Regions from separate parts of the Homo sapiens genome. Here region 1 is linked to region 2. Evidence: chromatin contacts called from ENCODE Hi-C data. All regions are on one chromosome and are shown on one strand. Each heading gives the region's core, a stretch centred on a gene start or an enhancer-like site at or near the end of the contact. The rest is flanking DNA. Distances are from core to core; before and after follow the strand shown. Region 1 overlaps CASC15 (cancer susceptibility 15). Region 2 holds the start of E2F3 (E2F transcription factor 3).

Region 1 (5,597 bases), core at 661-3,160, 1.6 Mb after region 2:
CCTCCCGGGTTCACACCATTCTCCTGCCTCAGCCTCCCCAGTAGCTGGGACTACAGGCGCCCGCCAACACGCCCAGCTAATTTTTTGTATTTTTAGTAGAGACGGGGTCTCACCGTGTTAGCCAGGATGGTCTCAATCTCCTGACCTCGTGATCCGCCTGCCTCGACCTCCCAAAGTGCTGGGATTACAGGCGTGAGCCACCGCGCCTGGCCAAGAATTAGCTTTTTTTTTTTTTTTTTAAATATATGTATCCAAAGGAGAAAGATGCTGTATAACTTTCCAAAATGTCTGTTCCCTTACTTACAAAAGATACTTTTAAGTTTAAAGGAATCTTAGGCTGCAAGGAGGTGCAAAACTTACAGAGTTTTCATGTACCCTTCACCCAGCTTCCCCATGATACTACTATCTTTAATATCCACAGTACCATTATTAAAACCAGGAAATTGACATTGGTAATTTACCCCTTCAATGCTTAACCCATTTTAGCGTTTTTAAGTGGAGGAAATTCTTTTTGATGTCTTGCTTAATCAATTTTCACCTACATATACTTTTTGAGTGTCAGTATGCTGAACAGAAAGATATTTTGAAATCAGAAACCCTTAGGCTCAAATCTTGGCTCTGCCTCTTATTGCTATGCAACACAGGGGAGCTTTCTTAGCGTCGATGATGGTCTGTTTCTTCATTTGTAAAAGGTGCTATCACTTACCTTGCAGAGTTGGCATAAGGATTAGCAATTGTGTATTGTCAAGAGCCTTTTCAATAAATGATGGCTTTTGGAATAACTGTTCTCTTGCTATGTTTTCATCAAAAATTGAAAAGAGCTGGCCATTATCTTTAACATAGCATGTGTACTTTGTGGACACCTATCATTTCAGGACCACTAACTGGTAAATATGCTAAAACAACTTCATGGTTCCTGTAGCCCCCTGCTTGTTTTGCTCCCTGGTCACCCACTTTATCTGCACCTTTTTTTCTGGCCTATAGACCAAAAGCCACTCCTCTCTGTGTATAGATTATATTTCTTCTGCCTTTTGTTATATGAATTCTAGGAAATGTAGTTCTTTTTAGTTTTTTGTTTGTTTTCTTTTATATAACCTCTTCCAACTTAGTTCTGTTTTACAAGCAGTTGATGATAGCCCTAGGTAGATGCCTGCTTCAAACTCAGGCTGATACGGCTGGCTCTTGAGTATCCCTGTACAAACGCTGCCCTTCAGGGAACATCGTGTCCAGGGCTGCTGCCTCCCTCCGTTTGCAGACCTGGTGCTCTGCGTCTAAAACTGGTCACTCCTTCTCATCTCTCCACTTGAGCACAGCCGCAAAGGTAGAAACAGAGTTCTGCACCCCACTTTTTGCTGCACCTCAGTTAGCCCAGGAACATCTACCCCTATTTAGCTCAGAAGTGTGTAGTCCTGTTTAAATACTTAAAATTTGCTATGTTCTGTATTGGCCAAGAAATGTTTTCTGGTAAGAGCTTCTGGTAGGAAGAGGACCTAAAGCTGCCCTCACAAGACGATATTTGGTTCATTTGAAATAGAAAGTTTTGTTTGCTTTTAATTTTTATTTACTGAACTGAAAATTGGAAACAGCCCATTGACTTTTCTATCTTATACAGCATCTCCTCCTACACATATTTAGTTTCCTGCTCCCTTGAAATCTGGGCGACCTACTCCTGTTTTCAAGTTTTTTCTATTTTATTATTTTGGTCCTTAGCATTTCTGCCTTTTTTGTATCTTCCAACTTTCCATTTCAAAAGAGAAGGATCATATTTTTATATATTTACATCCCGTTTGAATGTGTTTAAGGAACGCTTAGAAATGTTCCTTTATGTTTTAAAATATCCCTTCTGCTAAAGCAAGTAGCATATCATTTCCTGCTTTAGTTGCGGCCTCAGTCTGACAGGCCAGGGCTAAGTAAGGGTGAAAAGTTCACCGTCCGGAAGTGCTGTTGAGGTCAGAATCACGTGATGAGGAGCCGACCCAGACTCCCGGTAATTCCCTGAGAATGTGAATCTTTGGGAGAAGGAGCACAAGAGAGAGCTTTTTCTCAAGTCGGCTGCCTGTGCTCGGGCTCTTGCTTACAATTCTTAGTTTTATGGCACTATTCTTCTTCTTCTTCAAGGAACTCACTGTAATGCCTTTATTATTGTCTACATCAGTGTTTTAAAAAGTAAAGTTGTAACGCATTGCTAGGTTATGCAATCAATTGTGTGGACAGAGATCAGCCTTAAAAAATAAAAAAGGAAACAGGAAATGTAAACAGAGTGCATTATATGGAATAAGAATATGTGTATTTTGTAAAACTCTTGTTTGATACATAGATCCGTACACATAGACACACACAATCTCATAGGTCTCTATTGATTTGCGTATGGGTACACGCTGGCAGGCGTACATTCTCCTTCATCCTCATTCCTAGTCATTTGAAAACTCAGTCATTCAAAATGCATGCCCTTGCCAGTGGATGTGTTCTTATAAATTTCACATAGTTTCATATTTGGAATTTATTGTAACTGCATTTTAATTTATGTGAATATGAGTTATATATCTTATTTTGTTTCTTTGTATTTTCTCCACTCAGTATTCTATTTTAAGGTCCATGGATATTGCTATGTGTACATCTAATCCATTGCATCCAAATGCCCATAGTTGTTGAAGTGCGTCTAGAATACATTTTACTTCTGTTCTCTCCCAGGGATGGACCCCTATATTGTCTCCATCTCACCTCACCATGAACACAACTACTGTGAAAAGCCTCAGATACATCCCTTACTGGAAAGTACCAAGGGGAATTTATTTGGGTTCTAGCCTAATAGTAGACTTGCTGAGCCAGAGGGCATAGGTACCCAGCTCAGATACTGTATACAGTATAATTTCAAAAAGTATACTGATTACCTCCGGAATGATTCACCAGTCAAAGCACCCACCAGCAGTATGAATGCTTATTCCCACATTCCCACCAGTACTTAGCATTATTAAGCTTTCTAATTTTCCCTATTTCTGTCTAGTGAGTGTAAAATGATATATTTTTTGTTTTGTTTTGTTTTTATCTGATTATTGTTGGATTTGATTATGTCTTCATGTGCTTGATTTTCTTGGATTTTTCTCATCTGTAAATTCCCCTTCAAATTCATTGCACATTTATCTACTGGAAATTTTTTACTTTTCCTATTGATTTATAGGCATTCGTTGTATAGTCCAGATAGTCCCTGGCTGGCTTTAGACATTACATGTATTCTCCTAGCCTGTCACGTTTCTGTTAACTTTTGTCTCTTATACTTTTTATTGAACAGAAGTCTTTAATTTTGATGTAATTTAGTTTATCAGCATTTTACTCTGGGGGCTTTGCAAAATATTCCCTCTTCTTCTAATACAAAAATTATCTATTCATATCAGTTTTATAGTTTTATCTTCCACATTTAGGTCTTTAATCTATCTGAAGTCCATATATGTATGTGGTAGCAGGTAGCAATCCATTAATTTTTCATATGGTGATTCTGTTTATTTAAGCTGGTGTTGCCCTTCCGCTCTCTGATATGCTCCATTGGTTTTTCTGTTCTTTAACTAAAGTTTATGCTGTTTTGTTACTATGGCTTGGTAATATATTTTACTATCTGGTAGAGTAAGTCCTACTTATTGTTCTTCTTTTTCATAGTGGATTTAGGTATCTGTGAACTTTTCTTTTCTATGTGATTTTTTTTTTTTTTTTTTTTTTTTTGAGACTGAGTCTCACTCTTTTGCCCAGGCTGGAGTGCAGTGGTGCGATCTTGGCTCACTGCAACCTTCGCCTCCCTGGTTCAAGTAATTCTCCTGCCTCAGCTTCCCGAGTAGCTGGGACTACAGGCGCGCACCACTATGCCTGGCTAATTTTTGTATTTTTAGTAGAGACGGGGTTTCGCTGTATTGGCTGGGCTGTTCTTGAAGTCCTGACCTCAAGTAATCTGCCTGTCTTGGCCTCCCAAAGTGCTGGGGTTACAGGCGTGAGCTACCGTGTCTGGCCATATATAAATTTTGAAATAAATACAATCGAATCAGTTCCTCAACTACAACTGAATTTTGATTTGAATGTTATTGAATTTATAAATGAAAATTGAAGAACTAACATATTTTTGGTAAGTTATTCCATCTAGGAGCTTTTACTGTCTCTCCATTTATCTCAGCATCTTTCATGTACCTTATTAGAGTTCAATGATTCTCCATAGAGGTACAGGTGTTCTTTCTGATACTTGAAGCCAATCAAAGATGAAGACAAATAATATACACAATCCATAAAATGATTTTAAAATAAAAATTGAGGGTTTAGCCGTTGTTAAAGTAGTAATATCCTTTGATTGCAGATATTTATGTTAGAAGAGATCTTAAAGATAATGTCAGATAATGTTAGAATCCCTGATTCTAAAACCTGAAATCTGAAATGCTCCAAAACCTGAAACTCTTTAAATGCTGACCTAAAGTTCAAAGGAAATGATCGTTGGAGCATTTCGGATTTTGGATTTTTACATTAGGGATGCTTAACCGGTAATGCAAATATTCTGAAATCTAAAAATATCCCAAATCTGGAACACTTCTGTTCCCAAGCATTTCAGATAAGGGGTACTCAACCTGTATAAATAAGAAAACTAGTCATCAGTGAGGGACTAGTTTTTTTTTTTATTATTATCTTATAAGGAATGATTCGCTCAAGATTACAGAGTTAGACAGTGAGAGAACTGTCTAACTCTGCCTTTCTTTCTCTTGGTAGAGTTAATGTTAAGGTTTGCTTATGCTTCCAGACAAATCAGATTCTTTTTTCAGTGATGATCACACAAAGAATGATTGACCTGCCAGAGCCATAAGACAGAAAGGGGGAAAAAAATCTCTTGAGCAGCTTTTTGTTTTCTCATTAATAATGGCGTGAGTTAGTATTTTGGTTCATTTTTCAGCAATTATGTCCTGCATTCTGGCTGTGGTTGATAGTGACTTTAAAAAAATAGATATGGTGGTACTTGCACAAAATAATTGTCACACATTAGCATGTTAATGAAGTGTTAGGGTGCTAAGAATGGCTAGCACACTAAAACAGGAGAGAAAAGATCCATCCTCACTGCTGCATCAGCCAGACTACACAATCTGAATGGAAGGCACGGCTCAGATTGACTGGCAGGGCATTCTGTATTATTGACATGCATTTTCTTCCTCTCCCCACATGCATGTTGAAACTTGGTTTTTGCTGTCTTTAACCCATCTAATTTTCCTCCAAATAAGTTGGTTTGGGGACAGAAATGAGTGCTTTTTCTTTTTTTCAGACAGACAGCAGAACTCATCAGGGAATAATTACAAGACTAATTCCTCTGTTTTAATGACATCAATTGAATAACATTAAAAAATCAAAGCCCATATGATTTCATAGCATTTTAACTCTGAGCATTTGAATCTAAATAACATGTCATTTTGTTGTATGTCTGTGTAGTAGGGCCATTAACTTAAAACTAAATTCACCGTGTGTATGTGTGTGTGTGTGTGTGTGTGTGTGTGTGTGTGTTTGTGTGCCTGCCTGTCTGTCTATTTCTGGAGCTAGTCATGTTGATGGTGGCAGAGAGAATTCTTGCATGTTTCCTGAAG
Region 2 (5,174 bases), core at 916-3,415:
GCCCCAGTCCCAGGCTGGTCTCTAATCATAAGGCGCAGGTCTATAATTACTGTGTATGTTGCACCACTCCTCCCTCACAACCCCCACTACTGCCACCAAATGCAAGCTGCCAGTGATGCTCTGCAGATGGTAATATCCAAGTAGTGACAGTACTAGTTTCTTCCACAGGTATATCCATAGAGGAAAGCAACATTGATGGAACAAGAGCAGGGAAGCTGCTGGTATATTACACTTCTAGCTCATGCCCTTTGAGTACCACTTAATCTGCCCTAAAGATAGTGTCACTTCTGGCCAGGCGCGGTGGCTCATGCCTGTAATCCCAGCACTTTGGGAGGCCAAGGGAGGCGGATCTCCTAGGGTCAGGAGTTCAAGACCAGCCTGGCCAACATGATGAAACCCTGTCTCTACTAAAAATACAAAAATTAGCTGGGCGTGGTGGCACGTACCTGTAGTCCCAGCTACTCAGGAAGCTGAGGCAGAAGAATTGCTTGAACCCAGGAGGCAGAGGTTGCAGTGAGCTGAGATCGTGCCATGGCACTCCAGCCTGGGCAACAACAGCAAGACTCTGTCTCAAAAAATAAAGATAGTGTCACCTCTACCAGTGTCGACAAATGTTTAGGGCTATGGATCCTCAACTAGCCTGAATGCAAGACTAAAATATTCCTGAGCCTGGTGCAAGGTTTAATGGAACTTTTAACTCATCTGTTTCAGAAAAGGTAACAAGGCTAAAATATTAAGGAGTCCTAGCCTGATCTGACACATCTTGTCAGGTGTTTCATAGCACTCTGAGTAAGAGTTTTGGGAAATTAATAATAGTAATAAAAATCTTGTGAAAGGGCTCAAGGTGTTGCAATCCTCATCACCTATGAGCACCAATTCTGCAGCTGTTTTGCACGTAACTATAAATTATGATCTAGTCTCTACATACATAACTTCCCCCACATTCCTGCAGGGGTCTCTTTTCCTGCTCAATCTCAGGAGCAAGCTTTAATTTTAAGACCCATGAATACTTGAACAAATTCAGGAGTCAGTTTGACACATCATTTTATATTTTTCTGATGACAATTTCTAGTTTACTTTTTAAAAAAAGACACTATTTTAAAAATACTTTGGGATAGGTTTGAGTCGTTGTGTTTGCTTCCAGTCAGAGAACTTCCTACAAAACTGAAGATATAAAGTGCTGATGCCTGGGCGTGCCTGCGTTCGTTGGGGGCACGACGTCATCGTGGGAAGCGTGTACTTTTTCGGATTACTGCTTGGCGGATTAGAAACCCGTAGATCAGTTCTAGGTTAGCCCTGATTAACTGCCCTGGGTGTTTCTGGGCCAGAGGGAATGTCTGCTGGATTCAAACCAATATCCGTTGTAAGACAAAAGAGTTAATTTGTACTTTACCCCTATCCAGGCTAATAATGAAGGTACCGGGAATGATCTGGAATGTTAACTGGTGCCCGCAATCGCGTCTGCTGAACCTTCTGCCCCCACGATTCTGTCTGCCCACATGCTTCTGTCTATCAGCCCCGGCCTCGGGATCAGCTCTCGCCGCGTCATTGGTTGGATTTCAGGAAGGGAGAAGCCCACGATTTAAAGGGCTCCTTTTGCACCTGCCAGACATCGTCCGCATGGTCCAACTTGCCTTTGGCACGTATCTGGAAAAATCTCCTGCGCTGTTCGTTTATTGCACTGACTGGTCAAAGGAAAGAGTGTTCCCTTAGTCACCTTGACAATTTCCAAAAGCGAAACTTGGGCTCTAGACTAGATCTACACTGAGTCTGCGGGGCGCGGAGTCCCTGCCCAGGTCAGTAGCGCCGGCCCGGCGGGCGGGCGGGGACAGGGGCGGAGCCTAGGCCAGGCGTGGTCTTCCGTGGGAGAGAAGGAAATTCTTTGCCCCACCCCCTAAAAACTGCTCTTCTGCCAGCCAATCAAGGAGGCCTATGCAAATAGGGTCCCTGTCGCCCCGGTAACCATGATGCACGGCAGCCAATGGAAACCAGCAAGTCGCGGCCCTGCTCCATGATTGGGACTGAAGTAAGGAGGTAGCGGCCCAATGGGCTGTGGGAACGGTCCTCGGCGGGTTGAGGGGCGGGGATATGCAAATATGGTTTGAAAAGCCGGCGGGAAATCCGAGTTTCGCGGGAGGACCTTGGCGCGTAAACCGTATCCCTTCATTCATTGTCAGCAGCAGCTTCCTGGAGCCATTTTTCAGCTGCCGGCCGCAGCACCCGGGCTGCCGCCGCCGCCTCGCAATCCGTTGCATCGGCCGCCCCCGACGCCTCCATCCCCGCTTGGGGCCCGATATCCGTGCGGCCGGGACCCTCCTCTCTCCAGAGCCCCGATTATTTTTGGCCCCCGGGGCCTGTGCGGTGCGGAAAAATAAAAAGAAAAGAGAGAGAGGGGGCTCGGAAGCGCCGGGCGGGGAGGAGAGAAGGAGGAGAGACTTGGAAACTCCGACTGCAAATAATAAAGAAATTGAAAACAATACATTAATATACCATAACACTAAAAAGAGCAGGAGCGAGAGATGAGAAAGGGAATCCAGCCCGCTCTGGAGCAGTACCTGGTGACCGCCGGGGGTGGGGAGGGGGCGGCTGTCGTCGCCGCCGCCGCTGCAGCCTCCATGGACAAAAGGGCACTGCTAGCCAGCCCCGGCTTCGCCGCCGCCGCCGCCGCTGCCGCCGCCCCGGGCGCGTACATCCAGATCCTCACCACGAACACTTCCACCACCTCCTGTTCCTCCTCCCTCCAAAGCGGCGCCGTAGCCGCCGGCCCCCTCCTCCCCAGTGCCCCCGGCGCGGAGCAGACCGCCGGCAGCCTCCTCTACACCACGCCGCACGGACCCTCCAGCAGAGCCGGGCTGCTGCAGCAGCCACCAGCGCTGGGACGCGGCGGCAGCGGCGGCGGCGGCGGCCCTCCGGTAATACCCTCCCTCCCCACCGTCCCCAGCCCCGGCGGGAGGTGGGCTCGCACCGCGCGGGGTCGTGGGCGCGCTGCGGGCCGCTCGGGGAGAGCACTGGGCCGAGCATCGTGGGCCTCGGGGGCTGCCCCTCCAACGAGGGTTCATTGTTAGACCTGAGTGCTCTTCCCGGCGCCAGGAGGGTCGGGGGGCTCGGCCAGGCGCGCGGGGCGGCGGGGATTGCCTTGGCGCGAACCACATCAAACACTCCAAAACTTTTCGCGGCCCCCCCTTCTTTTCCTGCACTTTTCCCTACCCCCACTCTCCCTTCCCCTCCAACTCGAAGCTTCCTCTTTCTCGGGCGTAGGAAGGGGTCACGCCCCGGATGGAGAAGGGGGTGGGGGAGGGAGTAGTGAACTGGGGTGTGGGGGGCTCTGAGGGGTTGAAACCGGGGGACTGTTGGGGTGCTAGCCCCCAGTCGGCCTTGGAGGCTCGTTGGCGGCCGGGGGTCCCTGCGGCGTGCTCGGAGCGCAGGGGATCGGCGGGGCTGCGCTTGACACATTTTAGGATCTGTAACTCCCGGCAACAAAGGGGCTGGGGGAGGTGGAGGGGAGTCGGGCGTGGGGGAGGTGGGGCTGGAAGCCGGGTGCGGACTGGGGCGTGGGCTGTCTGGGGTGAGGGGCTCGCGGGCTGGCGCTCTGGCCTGGGCGCATCCTGGCAGTGGCAGCGGCGGCGCCCGCGTGGCCCAAGCGCCCAGGCCTTCCTCGCCGGGCCCCGGGCCTGCCCTTGACCCGCCTCTCCCCTTGCCCCTTCCTTCCCCGCCCTGTCCCCCTCTCCGCCCCCCGGCGACGGAGGGCGGGGGCAGCTGGGTTCCCGTCCCGCCGCCTGGGTCTGTCCCTCTCTCCGGGACCCGCCGGTGACGTTTCGCACACGTGCGCGCAGGACGCGCCTGTGACTGGGGAGGAGGCGGCGGCGGGAGGGGGCGCTGGAGGGGGAGAGGGGGGCACCCACTTCCTCCTGCTCGCCGGCTCCCTGGCCTGGGACGGTCCCGGCGCCCTCGCACCCGCCCCCGGCACCGCCACCCTCCCTCTCCTCTCCCCACCCCCCCACCGGCGCCCGCCCTCGCCCTGCGCCGCCGGTCTGTTCGGCCCTCCGGGCCCCCTCTCCAGCCGGCCCCCCACCTCCCCCCGGAGCCAGGCTGGTTTCGGAAATGCCCTTACAGCAGCAGGTTAGTGACCGGGACGGCTCGGGGGCCGCCGACGCCGCGGGGGCACCGGATTCTGTTGGGGGCTGAAGCGGTGAGGGTAGGCGGTTGAGCGGGGTTTTGGAGTGGGAACGGGGGGTTGGGTGCTCGAGGGAAATGAGTAAGCAAGAAAAATCTAACTAAGTAAATGCCCCGGCCTCCGGTTCTAGGAACCTCGGGGCGGGAGTGTCTGCCCCAGGGGGTGGGTATGGTGTTTACGTGGATTTTTTTTCTAGGGGGCGGATGGATGGGCGATAGAAAACCGGAGGGGGCTTCTCGCCAATGGCCGAGTTGAGCTCTGTTTTCTGTCTTCCTTCCCTTGTGCTGGAGGGGGAGGGGGGTGGGTCAGAGGGTAGGGTGTCTGTAGGATTCCCAGGCCACCCGCCACCCCCTCCCTTTGTCCCTGTAATTTATAAAGCGCCTTTGAGAGATGATTTAGGTCAGTATGCGGCTTCTCTTTTTGTTGGTACTAGAAAGAAGTGTGGCCCGGAGGTCTCCCCTTTCTCCTTTTCTCTCCTTCATTCCCTTCCTCCATGCCTCCGGGTCTTCACCCTCGTGGTGAGGCTTGGCCTCCACGGGGCTAGAACCGAACCAGACTCAGTTAGATCCATGGTAGCCTGATTATACCAGGCGTGGACCTCACCTTGTCTCAGCTCCAAATGGGTTTAATTTTTGGAGAATCAAGATTTTGCGGGAGTCTTTAAGAAAGTCAGCACATAGGCAGCACTTTGGGAAATGGGATGGGTTTGGGAATAATGAGGCGTTTTTTATTTCTTTCCTGTTCCCAGTTTCTCCCCGGGTTCGGTCTTAACTGCTTTCCAGCCCCAGAGATACTTGCTGGGCATGTGTGATGTAGTCTTAGTCAAAGAAGCTCATCGTTTTTTAGTGACTAGGGTCTGCCAGCAGGGGGGAAACGGAGCACAGTACCTGCTTAGACATAGCAGTATCCGGTGTGCTGGGTTTTCAGTCGCAAGAATATTCCATGCTTTTATTAGCTTCAGATACTCTTACTGACTTGACCTAAGCATGTTTGGACATAT

Evidence for each region. Hi-C counts contacts between places; a loop is a spot of excess contacts on that map. Pooled maps may share reads with other maps.
Region 1: a pooled map shows a loop between it and region 2 (4-fold over the local background). The contact joins the enhancer-like site here to the promoter of E2F3 in region 2. A Hi-C loop is called at or near these places in 2 of 50 pooled maps.

What each region holds. Positions count from the first base shown.
Region 1 is chr6:21,985,686-21,991,282 of GRCh38, forward strand. The region is part of intron 6 of CASC15 (cancer susceptibility 15); the gene reads left to right. Among named protein-coding and RNA genes, the nearest start is that of NBAT1, 160 kb to the right of the region's middle. Within about 2 kb of position 1,911, at least 24 of the 41 ENCODE cell types and tissues checked have a DNase peak (open chromatin) inside an H3K27ac peak, as active enhancers do.
Region 2 is chr6:20,399,714-20,404,887 of GRCh38, forward strand. It overlaps E2F3 (E2F transcription factor 3), which reads left to right and starts at 2,166. Exons shown (of 7, transcript NM_001949.5): 1 at 2,166-2,912. The coding sequence starts at 2,520. LOC124901482 reads right to left here and starts at 3,059. Exons shown (of 3, transcript XM_047419652.1): 1 at 2,712-3,059; 2 at 2,556-2,667; 3 at 1,028-2,449. The coding sequence starts at 3,059. The coding sequence ends at 1,842. RefSeq lists silencers at 1,741-1,980, 2,831-3,300, 3,501-4,120 and an enhancer at 2,079-2,603.